Regions from separate parts of the Homo sapiens genome. Here region 1 is linked to region 2. The links are chromatin contacts, found by Hi-C or POLR2A ChIA-PET in ENCODE. All regions are on one chromosome and are shown on one strand. Each heading gives the region's core, a stretch centred on a gene start or an enhancer-like site at or near the end of the contact. The rest is flanking DNA. Distances are from core to core; before and after follow the strand shown. Region 1 overlaps STAT1 (signal transducer and activator of transcription 1). Region 2 overlaps GLS (glutaminase).

What was found. A loop is a pair of places that touch in the nucleus more often than their neighbours do. ChIA-PET counts read pairs that join two places held with the same protein, here RNA polymerase II (POLR2A). Pooled maps may share reads with other maps.
Region 1: a map of PC-9 shows a loop between it and region 2 (2.3-fold over the local background). The contact joins two enhancer-like sites. A Hi-C loop is called at or near these places in 5 of 168 maps with a recorded cell type or tissue (B cell, PC-9, psoas muscle and 2 more), 2 of 37 single-sample maps with no recorded cell type and 4 of 50 pooled maps. POLR2A ChIA-PET finds 5 or more read pairs at or near these places in 5 of 52 experiments (CD8-positive, alpha-beta T cell, GM12878, PC-3 and 2 more).

Annotation. Positions count from the first base shown.
Region 1 is chr2:190,976,371-190,982,772 of GRCh38, forward strand. STAT1 (signal transducer and activator of transcription 1) reads right to left here. Exons shown (of 25, transcript NM_007315.4): 18 at 6,013-6,148; 19 at 4,250-4,299; 20 at 3,402-3,496; 21 at 2,486-2,631; 22 at 470-655. Among named protein-coding and RNA genes, the nearest start is that of STAT1, 35 kb to the right of the region's middle. Within about 2 kb of position 3,746, at least 21 of the 41 ENCODE cell types and tissues checked have a DNase peak (open chromatin) inside an H3K27ac peak, as active enhancers do; they include PC-3, where a contact is called at or near this core.
Region 2 is chr2:190,922,625-190,929,154 of GRCh38, forward strand. GLS (glutaminase) reads left to right here. Exons shown (of 18, transcript NM_014905.5): 10 at 1,293-1,359; 11 at 1,919-1,969; 12 at 4,682-4,858. Among named protein-coding and RNA genes, the nearest start is that of GLS, 45 kb to the left of the region's middle. Within about 2 kb of position 2,272, at least 2 of the 41 ENCODE cell types and tissues checked have a DNase peak (open chromatin) inside an H3K27ac peak, as active enhancers do; they include PC-3, where a contact is called at or near this core.

The DNA of each region.
Region 1 (6,402 bases), core at 2,496-4,995, 55 kb after region 2:
TTGACAACTGAGAAGCAAGAGACCTGTGTTCTCAGATGAGGCCTCCTCTTAATAATTATCTAATAAAAATAGGATCTAGTAAGTAATTGGGCCACCCTAAATGAACCACTTCACTTCTCCCAGGCCTCAGTTTCCTCAACTTTAACGTGAGCAAGATGCCTTCTGTTGGTTTACCACAGTTCCTTATTTAAACCCTTTTCATGTGGAAACAGTGATAGTAACAAATACACAAGACCAGCAATGGACTTTTCCAACATTCCTAAAATAGGAAATTGTCCATTCATTTCTTACTAGCTGTATCAGGCCAAATAATGCATTATGTTTCACCTGCACTGAGTTTATGCCATCTTTTGAAAGCCTACTCTTACCAATTCGAAAGCAAAACACTGCATGGGTGGAGTTTCAGAATAATCACCCCCTCATCAGGAAAGACTGTGCCACGCTGTTACCACCTGCTTGCCCCACTTACCTTCCTTTGGCCTGGAGTAATACTTTCCAAAGGCATGGTCTTTGTCAATATTTGGATACAGATACTTCAGGGGATTCTCAGGAATATTCTCAGCAGCCATGACTTTGTAATTGCGAATGATGTCAGGGAAAGTAACAGCAGAAAGTTCTTTCTTCGTGTAGGGTTCAACCGCATGGAAGTCAGGTTCTAAAAAGGAGAAAAGCTAAGTAAATCCCATAGAACATCCCAAAATGAAAGAGGACAGAGAAATAAAACACTGCAGAGTTGATGGATTTGAGTGAACCTCATAAGAACTAATCACAATCTAAGCATTATAACATATACAGTAGACTGCTTTATTTCTAAATAAATTATAATACTGTCTCAGGGAAAATAAAGGGAGGTATTATTCTCAATAACATTCTATTTGCCATTATTTGCTTAGATTTATAAATCTGGGCAAAAAAGATTTATTAAAAACCTTTAAAAGCCTGCATCTTCAATGATGTGCTGCCCATAGGCACATAAATAACTTACTACTAAGTGGATCATCTTGGCTTAAGCCACAGATTTAAATTACTAGAGATAAACTCACTTTGTTTTTCTTTTCATATTGAAAAATCTAATTTTTTATTAAAATAAATTATGATATATAGAAAACAACATTTCAAATTAAAAATGATCCTATTTGCTACATTTCCCTGTAACCCTTAACGTAATAAACCATGGTTTAATTTACTCCCGTTCTTATTCCCAGACTGAATTCAGATCCTTCTTCCTAGCTGATACAGAATCTCCCTTTGGGTGTCGACCTTCCAGAGGCCACGGTTCAGGTGTTCTGGGGAGCCTGCTGTGGAACATGAGACTATGCTGCCATCCTAACCCTTCCTGGCTGGTAGTGTCCTGCTTGACCTTTCCTGGTTGCCAAGGGTTTTCTTCATCTCTGCTTGGTCTACTATATCTGTCTCTCAGCTGGTTCAGGAAGGGAACAGGATAAGAGGAAAAGGGCAGGTTCTAATGACTACTGCCCACGCCAGACTCTCATCTCAGCCTCCCTGCTTTTTCCTCAGAAGAAAAATAGAACAAGAAAAGTATTCCAGAAAAACAAATAGAACAAGAAGAGTATTCCTGAAAAATAAACAGAACAAGAAAGAATACCGTTCCAGAAAAAAAAAATAGAAGAGTATTCCAGAAAAACAAACAGAACAAGAAGAGTATGGCAGAAAAACAAATAGAATAAGAGTATTCCAGAAAAACAGGAGAAGAGGAATATTTCAGAAAAATAAATAGAACAAGAAGAGTATTCCATTTTGTGTCTACCCACTGAAAGTATAAAAATTACTAAAACAAATCAGTTTTTCCTCCTGCCCTTCAAACAGACCAAACTCTAAACAACAGTGAAAAGTAATCAGTTGGTCTTTATGATTTTTTCATTTACGCTGTTGAGCTTCACCCTCAGAAACCTGCTTCATAACACCAAGGTTTCTGGAGTCTTTTAGCCATGGACTCATTTGATTAAATAGAAACCCCATATATGATAAAGATAAATTTGCAGCTGCTCTGTTTGAAGGCAGGGTAGAGGCTGCCACTCGTCCCAACAGGTCCTGCATCAACTCCCTGGCTGATGATGTGTATGAAGTCTTCTCCCGAAGCCTGTCTCATCTGCACACTCTACTCTGGGATGACCCTAAGAGAATGTGGATGCTTACTCCTGTGGGAAATGTGATTCCTTCCAAGAACGGGTTGCAGATTACATTGACTCACATCCTTGATCTGCAGATAACAAACCTGATGCAAAGGAAAGAATTGGCATTGTCTTTTCAAAACCATCATTTCCACAATATGTTCCAGAGAGTGAACCACAACCACAAACATTTGTGGTGGTTTATTAAATCCTATCGGGGGCTCATTTGGGGTAAGTATAAGATCTGCAATTTCATGTCCCAAACGCACTATCTGTATGAGCTGACTGGCGGCGATGAAGAGGGACTTCACACACATGGAATGGTGGGACTATGTGCTCAAACTCCCACTCACCGCCTCCGTTCTGGGACCGCTCCACCCATGTGAATGTGATGGCCCCTTCCCGGGAGCTCTCACTGAACCGCAGCAGGAAGGTCCCCGGCTGCTGGTCCTTCAACAGGGCACGCTCTCGCTCCTTGCTGATGAAGCCCATGATGCACCTGGATATCGAAGAGATGGACGGATGGGCTTTTAGTTCAATCATGATTTCCATTTTCATGCTAACTTACAAACCAAGAAAATGGCTGGAATGTGAGAAAAAAAACCTACGGTAAAAAACGTAGACTATTTTAAAATCTGTTCAGTTGACACTTAAGGAAGCATTTCACTTATACATGTATATACTAAGGTTTTAAAAAAAGCGATATGAACATGGTGTCAGTAGGATGCTACAGATGCTCAATAACACGTGTGGGATTAATGAGCCTTTTATTGTTCCTTTATTATTTTAAAGGCCATAACAATGTCTGAATGTATACATCTTTTTTACTGGAGAGGAAGACCTAGGCAATATATTTTCATATTTTAGCCCTTCTGATCAAGTTAAAGCTTCTGTTGAAATATCAGCCGATCCTGGCAATAAGTCAAGATAGAAATGATTTACCCAGTTAAAAGGGTTTTTCTTCCTTCCTAGGGGCCACATAGTAGGTGCTCAAAAAATTTTTGTTGAGTGAATGAATGCATGAATGGCACTCAAGAGTTGTTTTTTTTTTTTAATTTAGCTTTGCCAATACATATACTTGTACTAAGAAAGTGTAAGGTTAATGTTATGAGGTTCTACTCTTCTGAAGCCCTGAAGGGGCAGCCTATAAATGCGCACTCCTGTGAGATTCACACACGCCTAGTCAAATACTGAAGCTGGACTCAGGCCTTGTCTCAACCTCGCAGCACTAAAAATATGTTTCAAAATACATCTATCGGTGGCCCTTACCCATCATTCCAGAGAGGGAGCAGGTGTTTTTTAATGAGTTCTAGGATGCTTTCAATCCAAAGCCAGAAGGGAAAATTTTTATCATTTATATTTTCCTGAAAGTATACAAATGCAGACATTATGAACAAAAATCTAAAACAATGACTTACCATGGCCCCTCCCACCATCATTTGCAAAGACTCCCCAGGTGCCAAGGATGGAACTGTCCCATTCAGCACAGCAATGGGATCCCTCCCCTGGCAGGGAATATCAAGTTCCCTCCCCGCTCTTATCAGCATTCAGACCAGGAGCTCTCCAGAGCTCTCCACTTCCCTGGGCCGGGCTCTGCTTCCCTTTCCAAACAGTAGCAAGCTAGCCTGGGGGTGACCTCCAGCGTGACTCACGGAAACACAAGCTGCCCCACACTAGCAAAATCCAGCAGTGCAAGCTGGTCCGCACTGTCTGGTGACTCCAGCAGAATCTAAATGTTCCCCGCAGTGGGCCCCTCTGCTCGAGCAGGCCGTTAAACTCGTCTGGCTGGTCAGGCTGCGCCACCCAGCCCACAACATACATTTCACACAGAAATGGCTAAAACACTGCTGGGCAGGGGTCCAGCGTGAGTGAACAGAAGCCTCATTTCAGATATGAAAGAATGTTATCACTCAGGCAGGTGCTTCCTGTCAGACTCCTGCTCGGAGACCAACCTCCTGCACTGAAGAAAAGTAAACAACTTGCCCGAGGGGCTCCTTGGCCAGAGAAGAACACGCCAAAATAAGCAAACAGTTAAGTAACTATCACAGCAAGAAACATGAGAACCTCAACCAAGAGCAAAAAGGACTTAGAGAGCATAAAACCCAGACAGTCCTCACCTTACAAAACCTCGTCCACGGAATGAGACCATCGGGGCTGGCGTTAGGACCTAAACAAATAAAAACCAGATTTTTCAGCAAACAGAAACTGATTCTAAAGCTTTGGTTGGACGGATGGCTCTTGTATTTGCTCTCAAGGAAAAGAGCCAAACACCCAACAAAGATTGTATGTACACAGTTGACATTTTCGGATACCTTAATGCCAAATTAACTGAGCAATTATAATACGTGCTGTAAGAGGGCGGAATTTAAATGGTCTAAAATATGTATATGTTGGTTTGAGTTTAATGGCAGAAAGGAATGGATGGCAGATTCCTGGGCACCACGATATGAGAGTTTTTAGGGAAAGCGGAAACATCACAAAGCCTTACCATCTGCTCTCTCCCTCCCCAGCCCCCCTTTTCCCTCCCTCCTCTAAAGAGAGGACAGTCCTTTTAATGCCTCTTCATGTTACACTTCCTTCCAAGACCATCAGCTGACTTTGCCTTTTGCACTAAATCAAAGGTGTTCTGCTGGGCCTCCTAGAGAAGCCTCCCTATCCAGTGCCTCTTCCCACTGCCTTCCTCTGCTGCTCAGCAGAGCCCCCTCTCCCAAGGATCCTACAGAATTTTTTTCAAAGTTCAACCTAGGTGCCCAAGATCACCCCTAGATCTTCAATGTAACTGATACTTGACTTTACAAGTTTATTTTAGACATTATTTATGCATTTCCCTCAGCTTTCCTCCAAATAGGACATGGGCTCAGGCAGTCTGATGCAAATCAAAAACCAAGTGAGAGAAACGAGAGGAAGAAGCCCGGGGTTATTAGCTACACAAATTAAAGCAGCCTGGGCGAGAAGAGGCGGTAAGCCCATTATCGGTCTTCAAAGAGAACTACAAATGAGCCATTACAGCTAGAAAAGATATCCTTCTTAACTCTCACCAAATAAAGAAATGGAATAAGGGGATTTTGTACTTGTATTAAACAGCACAAGACCACCACTGTGACAGCTGCATATCCAAGAGAAGAAGGCACTGTTGAAAGTCACTGAGTTAGGAAGAGCCTACTGCTGTTTGGAGTAAATGCAGTGCTGCTCTACAGAAAGCAAATCTGGATACAAGTTGTCCACGGATTTTTAAAGAAATAGTTCAGATAGCCTCACTCACTGAAAGATCTGACCTTGAGACTAGTGGATCTTTGATTTGTTTAGTATGAAGGACTAATAAATGCACTGACATTAACCACTGAAAGGGAATTATCTACCACTGTCTAGACTCTGTCCAATCAGGCAAAACTGCAGATCAAAAGAGGCATCCTCTTGTGGGGACGGCATCCTCTGCTACCTGGGCCCCACCTGAGGCAAGGGCCCTGGGTTTATGCTGCAGTGGGCAAGCCCCAGGACTTTATTTCTCATCATGTCAGGGACTTCCTTTTTTCTCCCCAAGGTTAATGGTTAATAGGCCTTCATCTTTCTCATCCAGGAACTTATTTCAGCCACAAATAATATATTTTACATAATTCATAAAACTTTCCCTTGGGAATTCATCTCAGAAATCTTAATATGAGACAATGAGGAACGGATTCATTTAAATGTTATCAGGTCTATATTTCTTTCTAAGGTGACATATGATTCTCACTTAGCTATAATAAACTATAGCTTGAAAAGCTGACAGATTTTAGTACTTTTTTACCTTTAACAAAATAGCAGAGGGGAAAAGAGCAATTAGAGAGATATTTTTATGAATTTCAATTTTTATAAACATAACAAGTTAATATGCATATACCAAGAAGCTTCTCTCCCAACATGTTCAGCTGGTCCACATTGAGACCTCTTTTGGTGACAGAAGAAAACTGCCAACTCAGCACTTCTGAAAGCTGAGCCCATCGTGCACATGGTGGAGTCAGGAAGAAGGACAGATTCTAGAGAGAAAACACCCAAAATCTAAGGGTTACTACAGAGACACCAGTCACAAGTGTGGCACTAAAACATATGTCCATCCCAAAGTTCAATTCTAGTTTATATGACACACAGGTGCTTTCACAGTAGGGGAAGAGAAATACAGTCAATTTTCATTATTTACAGATGCACATTTGTGAACTTGTTTACTCACTAAAATTTACTTGTAACTCCAAAATCTAAATACATGGCATCTTTGGGGTCATTTGAAGACACA
Region 2 (6,530 bases), core at 1,022-3,521:
GATAGTGTTGAAGAACTATGTGTCAGTCACTGTGATAACTGCTGACTAGTTAGTCATTTATCTAAACTATGTTGATGTTTTTTTTAAAAGTACGGCAAATTGATAAGAATTTGAAATGTTAAAATGTGCAATTAGAAGGGGCTGTCCACCTCAGTGATATAAAGAACATTAACCACAGTTCCTCTAATATCAGCAGCCCTTTTAGACTTGTAGGGCAATTCTCAAATATACCGCAAATTAAATCTGTCTAAATCAAAACTCATTCTCTTTCTTTCCAAACTGCTCTTTGCTCTAGAGATAGATCCCTGTATCAGTTAATATTATTATCCTCTCAGGCTATGTTAGAAATTCAGGCTTTGTATCAGTCTTTACTCTGCCTCTCCTTTTTCTCATCAGGTTGGAAGATTATCCAACTACTTGCATATTTGATCATACCTCTCCTTCCATTCCTATCACAGCTGCCTAAATTCAGGCTTTTGTAGCTCTCATTACAGTATTCTCTTAATAGATCAGTCATCACTTCTTTTTCCCCTTTTTCAAACTGATGTCAGAGTTATCTTTCCAAAATGCAGATCTGATTAGGTAACTTCTTTGTAAGCCCTCAGGCTTTTGTTTTGTGGGTAGTCAGGAGCTATTAATTATTTGGCATCTATTGGTTTTGATAATTTGGTCCCAGTCTCCTTTGTTTGTTTGATGTTTTCCCACTCCTCTCCATGTGCCATTCCCCAGTTACATCAGAATATTTGCCATTCTTCAGTGGAGCCCTGTCTATATACTTTTCTAACCCGTTCATGATGCATGGAATTTGCCAGTGCCTAGGCCTCACCCTGAAATCTATTAGTCCATTGAGTCCTGCAAGATCCATTTTGTGTTTCCCACTCTCAGTGAAAGTTCCATGATTATGTCAAGTTCCCTGATTATGTCAATTAAAATGGACTCTTATTGTACTTTTGGGTAGCCAGAGGATTCTGCAGTTTTTCAGTGTATTTTAATGGTAGAAGATTTGAGAATTTTAAAATTAGCATTTTTGTTTACAAAATATGAAGACTAGAAAGGACCTGAATTCGTTTCAGTCATTTTATAGCCAAGAAAATGAAGATTGAAAGAATTACCACTTAAATGACTTGTCCAAAGTCACACAAATAGCCTATTGACAGAATTGATTGGAACTCTGTAGTCCTGAATCTTAGTTCAGTGTTCTTTATGCTGTACATTGCTATGCAAATGAAATTATGAACAATCACACTTTTAAAGAAAGTACATAGAGCAAATGTTTTTTTTTCTTCTTCCAGGTTTCAGTCTGAAAGAGAAAGTGGAGATCGAAATTTTGCAATAGGATATTACTTAAAAGAAAAGAAGGTTTTTAAATTTTTGTTTCTATTTCAAATTATTCTTTCATTTAATAAAATACATGAAGATGTATGCTAAGAATTCAACAATAGCCTTTAAGCAACTACCTATTACTATTTAAGGTGCAGAAGTTTTTGCAGAGTGCTCGTGAGTCAGTGTTATCAAATTGTTAATGTTATTGTTAATTTGATTTGTATCTGGCAGCATTTAAATATTTGACTCATATTATTTATTAATACAAATTTTGTTTGAGGTTTAGTCTATTTTTTCAAAAGCATGATGCCTGATTACTGTTAACTACTCTTGATTTTTTTAAGTGGCTGGTCTAGTAACTTGATTTATAAATCATGAATCATTTTATCATTGTCAGTTAAACTAGTATCTAGAAACTTACATGATGTGATAAAATTTTGCTTTTTTATTTCATGTTTATACTCTTTTAGAAGTTACATGCTATTTTATTAATTAAAATGAAACACTTGTGTACATTTGAAATTTTTCATATATTTCTCTACTTATGTGCATTCCTGTGTGCCTGAATTTTTAATTGCCTTTCTGGTTTTTTTAGTGTTTTCCAGAAGGCACAGACATGGTTGGTATATTAGACTTCTACTTCCAGGTAATCTAATTATGTAAATCGTATATATAAATGGATGTGTCGGCTGGGCACGGTGGCTCACGCCTGTAATCCCAGCACTTTGGGAGGCCAGGGCAGGTGGATCATGAGGTCAAGAGATAGAGGTCATCCTGGCCAACATGGTGAAACCCCATCTCTACTAAAAATACAAAAATTATTCGGGTGTGGTAGTGTGTGCCTGTAGTCCCAGTTACTTGTGAGGCTGAGGCAGGAGAATCCCTTGAACCTGGAAGGCCGAGGTTGCAGTGAGCCGAGATCACGCCACTGCATTCCAGCCTGGCGACACAGTGAGACTCCGTCTCAAAATAAATAAATGGATGTGTCACATTATGCAAAATATAGATGTCTCAGAAATCTTGGTTCTAGGCCATGAGAAAATACATTTTCCATTGACTTTCAAAAATGTCTTCATAAAAGGCAGTCTCATGTCCATGCATGTTGCCTAAAAATTCATGCCTCAAAATGTAATGGGGACAATTTTTTCTGTAAACATATTTAAGAATTGTCAAAAATAATGAACACTCCCAGAAATTGGCACTCTTAATTATAAACTGGGCTCTAAATTTTTCGTAGCTTTTACATTTTGTTTGGGAAAAGCTTTATTTTTTATTTTTTTATTTTTTAAATCAGAGGGCTCTTATTCAGCATTTAAAAGTGTCAGTGTCTCAGCTGACTTGGTATCTTGTAATTTCTTTGTTACTACTCTATCCTGGCTTAACTGGTGCTAGTTCATTTCTGCAGTGTCATATGTCGGGCTTTCTTGTAAGTTAGAGTAGCTCTCAATATTGAGGGGGTGGGGTTGAGCGAGAGGGACCGTGTTACGCACAATGGGCTATGGTATAGAACTCAATTTAGAATAGCCTTCCTGGAGATCTCTTCTTTCACCCACATTTTCAGCTCAATTTATTCTTACAGATTTAACACAGTTGGTGCCACTGATGGGGCTGTAATGTGAAGCCACATAGGAGGCTACATTATTGTTAATTTCTAGTTCACCTTACATTTGCCTGTCTTTACTATTAAAGGTTCCTTAATTTTAACCTTTCAGTAATCTTAGAGAATATATAAGGGAGGTTGATAATGAGTTAGATTTTGATAGATGTCCAGGTTGCAGCTTTTCATCGGCCCAATGTGAAAAACCGTAAATTGGGAATCCAGACCATCAATATAAAATTTAAGGTCTAGCCTGGCCACTTATTAGCCATGTGACCTAATTTTAGTTACTGATCCCTAGTTTCCTTATGTGTAGTATATGCGTCACCTGCCTTGCCATATTATGTGGAAGATAACATGAGATGATATGTGAAATTCCTTTGAAACTAGCCTTTTTTTTCCCCCTGGTCTGTATGAATTTTTTCCGTAAGTTTCTTTTCCTTTGGAATACATATTTAAATTTGGCTGTTATAGAATCTACTGTAATGTGACATTTCTATACTTCATTGCAAAAATCAAGAAACAGCCATAGAAGTGGTACTGACTTTTTTGGAGAAGGGCTGCATCAAATTGAACGGCCATTGAGATTAGCAGGAGAGTACCCGAGTTGGCATTTGGCAAATTAAGAATGTGCTGCCTTATGACAAACAAAATTCCAATTAATGTTAAGTATAAATTAGGAAATGATCATTGGAATTCAGAAAGCCTTGCATGATTAAGTCGACCTTATCACAAATCTTTGCTATCTGGGGCAGTATTGCAAGTCGATTCTGTCGTTTTTGAGAAATAGGGAAGAGATTTTTTATATAAATAGGCAATGTAGTCAAAGTTAAACACACAATGTTCTAATTCACTGTACTTAGTTTTCCTCCTTGCTATTTCCAAACCCCTTTGTGCCTCTTGTAGATCTTGGAGTATGGCTGAGGAAAATTTATAAGTTGAACTCATTCTTCTCCTATCCACTTTATTTTTTGACCCCGTCTCATCCCAATTTTGCTTACTATTAGCTAAAAATAAAATGTGGAAAAATTTATTTTCATTTTATGGGTAAATTTGGGTTTGGTACGGTGAACTATTTTCATTATTTTGATTGTATTTAAATGCAAAAATTTTATCCTAGAGGGTATTCTTAGCACCCATAGTAAATATCAAATAAATATTAATAAATGGTCTAAAGGATAACATTTTGGTTTAGGCTTACAGAGCATCTGAGACAGATCTGCTTTATATTTTTCTTCCCCTTTTTCCTTTGCCTGTTACCATATAGATGGGGATGCCGAACTTTGTTATGGGTGAAATGTCAGGCACTGTAGCATTTTTTTCTAAAATGGTGATTTCTCATGTAGACACTATCATAATCTTCATGTATGGTGCTTTATCTTAAAAATATTTCATGGCTCTTTTTTTTTCTGTTGAGTTAAAAGTAATTATGCTTGTGTATTCCACAGAAAGTATTAATATTTAAGCAAATTTGAATATCACATGGGATAATAACAAATCTTAGTGTTTAGAGGCTGGCACTTCCTAGTCTAGTTCTGCCATTAAAAGACTGAGTATCTTTGGCCAAATCAGGGTAAATCTTAAAAGTGGGTAGGACTTCGGTCAACTAAAATCTTCAGAATGTCCTCAAGTTTATATTAAAGTAATCTCTTTGGAAGAAATATTTCAGATCTGTATGAAATACCAAATAAAATAGATTATCTTAAAAGTGAACAGTAATATTAAAAGTAGTATGAGAATTCTGCTTTTTCTTTGTGTTAGCTGTGCTCCATTGAAGTGACTTGTGAATCAGCCAGTGTGATGGCTGCGACACTGGCTAATGGTGGTTTCTGCCCAATTACTGGTGAAAGAGTACTGAGCCCTGAAGCAGTTCGAAATACATTGAGTTTGATGCATTCCTGTGGCATGTATGACTTCTCAGGGCAGTTTGCTTTCCATGTAAGTAATTGTTTAATCTTATTTTCTCTGGCAAGAAACTAGTCTGAACTGGTTCTTTTAAAAATGCAGTTTGAACTTTGCTTCTAAAGCTGTATATTAATTTTTGAGAGAGAGGCTTGTTTTCAAGGTTAATTTGTTACAAGATTAGTAAGGAATAGAGATAAGGTCTACCAGATGTTCTTAAGAACTTGGAAGTTTGATTTATAGAACCTCATCCCTTCTGCTTTTAAGGCAATCCAGTGTACAAGGTTAGTACAGTCTTTCTTTACTTTTTGTTTTTAATGTTTAGCATTATGATTATGTATCTTAAGAATTCTCTAAGTTCAGAAAGATTGCAAAGATGTGACGTTTCACATCTTTGGTTACGGCCATAGCTGTTTTAAGGACTAAAAGTGTATTAAAGTTAAAACTTAACAAAAATGTACTGCTTTAAGCTCTGTTGTGCATTTGCCACTTGTAAAGTATATAGACTTTTTTTATTTCATTCTGCTCATGTCAAGTCATAATGCCCTTCTAAAAGCTTTTTTTATTTTGGAAATTTTCAAACATGTAAAACGAGAGAGAGAGAGAGATACATTTAATGTTATCCATCACTCAGCTTCATTAATTATGAATACATTACTAATCTTGTTTCATCTGTATGTGCATCTGTTTCCCCTATCCTTGTCATATTTCAGTATGTAATTCTAAATAAGGATCCTTAACAAAACATAACAATAATACAGTTTTTACATATAAAAATTAAATATTACATATCAAAACTTTAATATCATTATTAATATCAATATTAAATTGAATATCAAAATATTTAGTTAGTGTTTAGATTTCCTGGATTATCTTGTAAATTATTATTTCTTTTTTTTTTTTTTTGAGACGGAGTTTCACTTTGTTGCCCAGACTGGAGTGCAGTGGCACGATCTTGGCTCACTGCAACCTCTGCCTCCTGAGTTCCAGCGATTCTCCTGCCTCAGCCTCCCGAGTAGCTGGGATTACAGGCGCCTGCCACTGCACCTGGCTAATTTTTGTATTTTTAGTAGAGATGGGGTTTTGCCATGTTGGCCAGGCTGTTCTCGAACTCCTGACCTCAAATAATGCACCTGCCTCAGCCTCCCAAATTGCTGGGATTACAGGTGTGAGCCATTGCACCTGGCCTATTATATTATTTTATAGTTTGTTTGACTTAGGATACAGATGAGGTGCATACATTATGATTGGGTTTTGTCTCCTTTTTTTTTTTTTTTAAATCTATTGGTCTTCTTTTGACCTGTCTCTCTTTTTTTCTTGTTATTTTTGGTTGGAAAAACTGGGTAATTTAGTCTATACAGTTTTCCACTGTCTCTACATTGCTGATTACCTCTGTTCCATTGTCCCTTGTATTTCCTATAAATTTGTAGATCCAATTCAGGTGTGTTTTTTTTTTTTTTTTTTTTTTTTGGTCTGCTTGTTTTGTTTAGTTTTGTGTAAAAGTACTTTATTGGTATACTTCTTTTATTTTTGTTTGTTTATTTATTTATTTATTTTGAGACAGAGTCTCACTGTGTCGCCCAGGCTGGAGTGCAGTGGCGTGATCTCGGCTCACTGCAACCTCCATCGCCTGGGTTCTAGCAATTCTCCTATCCAGAGGTACTGACTGACTGAATGTTAGTAAGCAATTAATGAACACTGCTCTAAT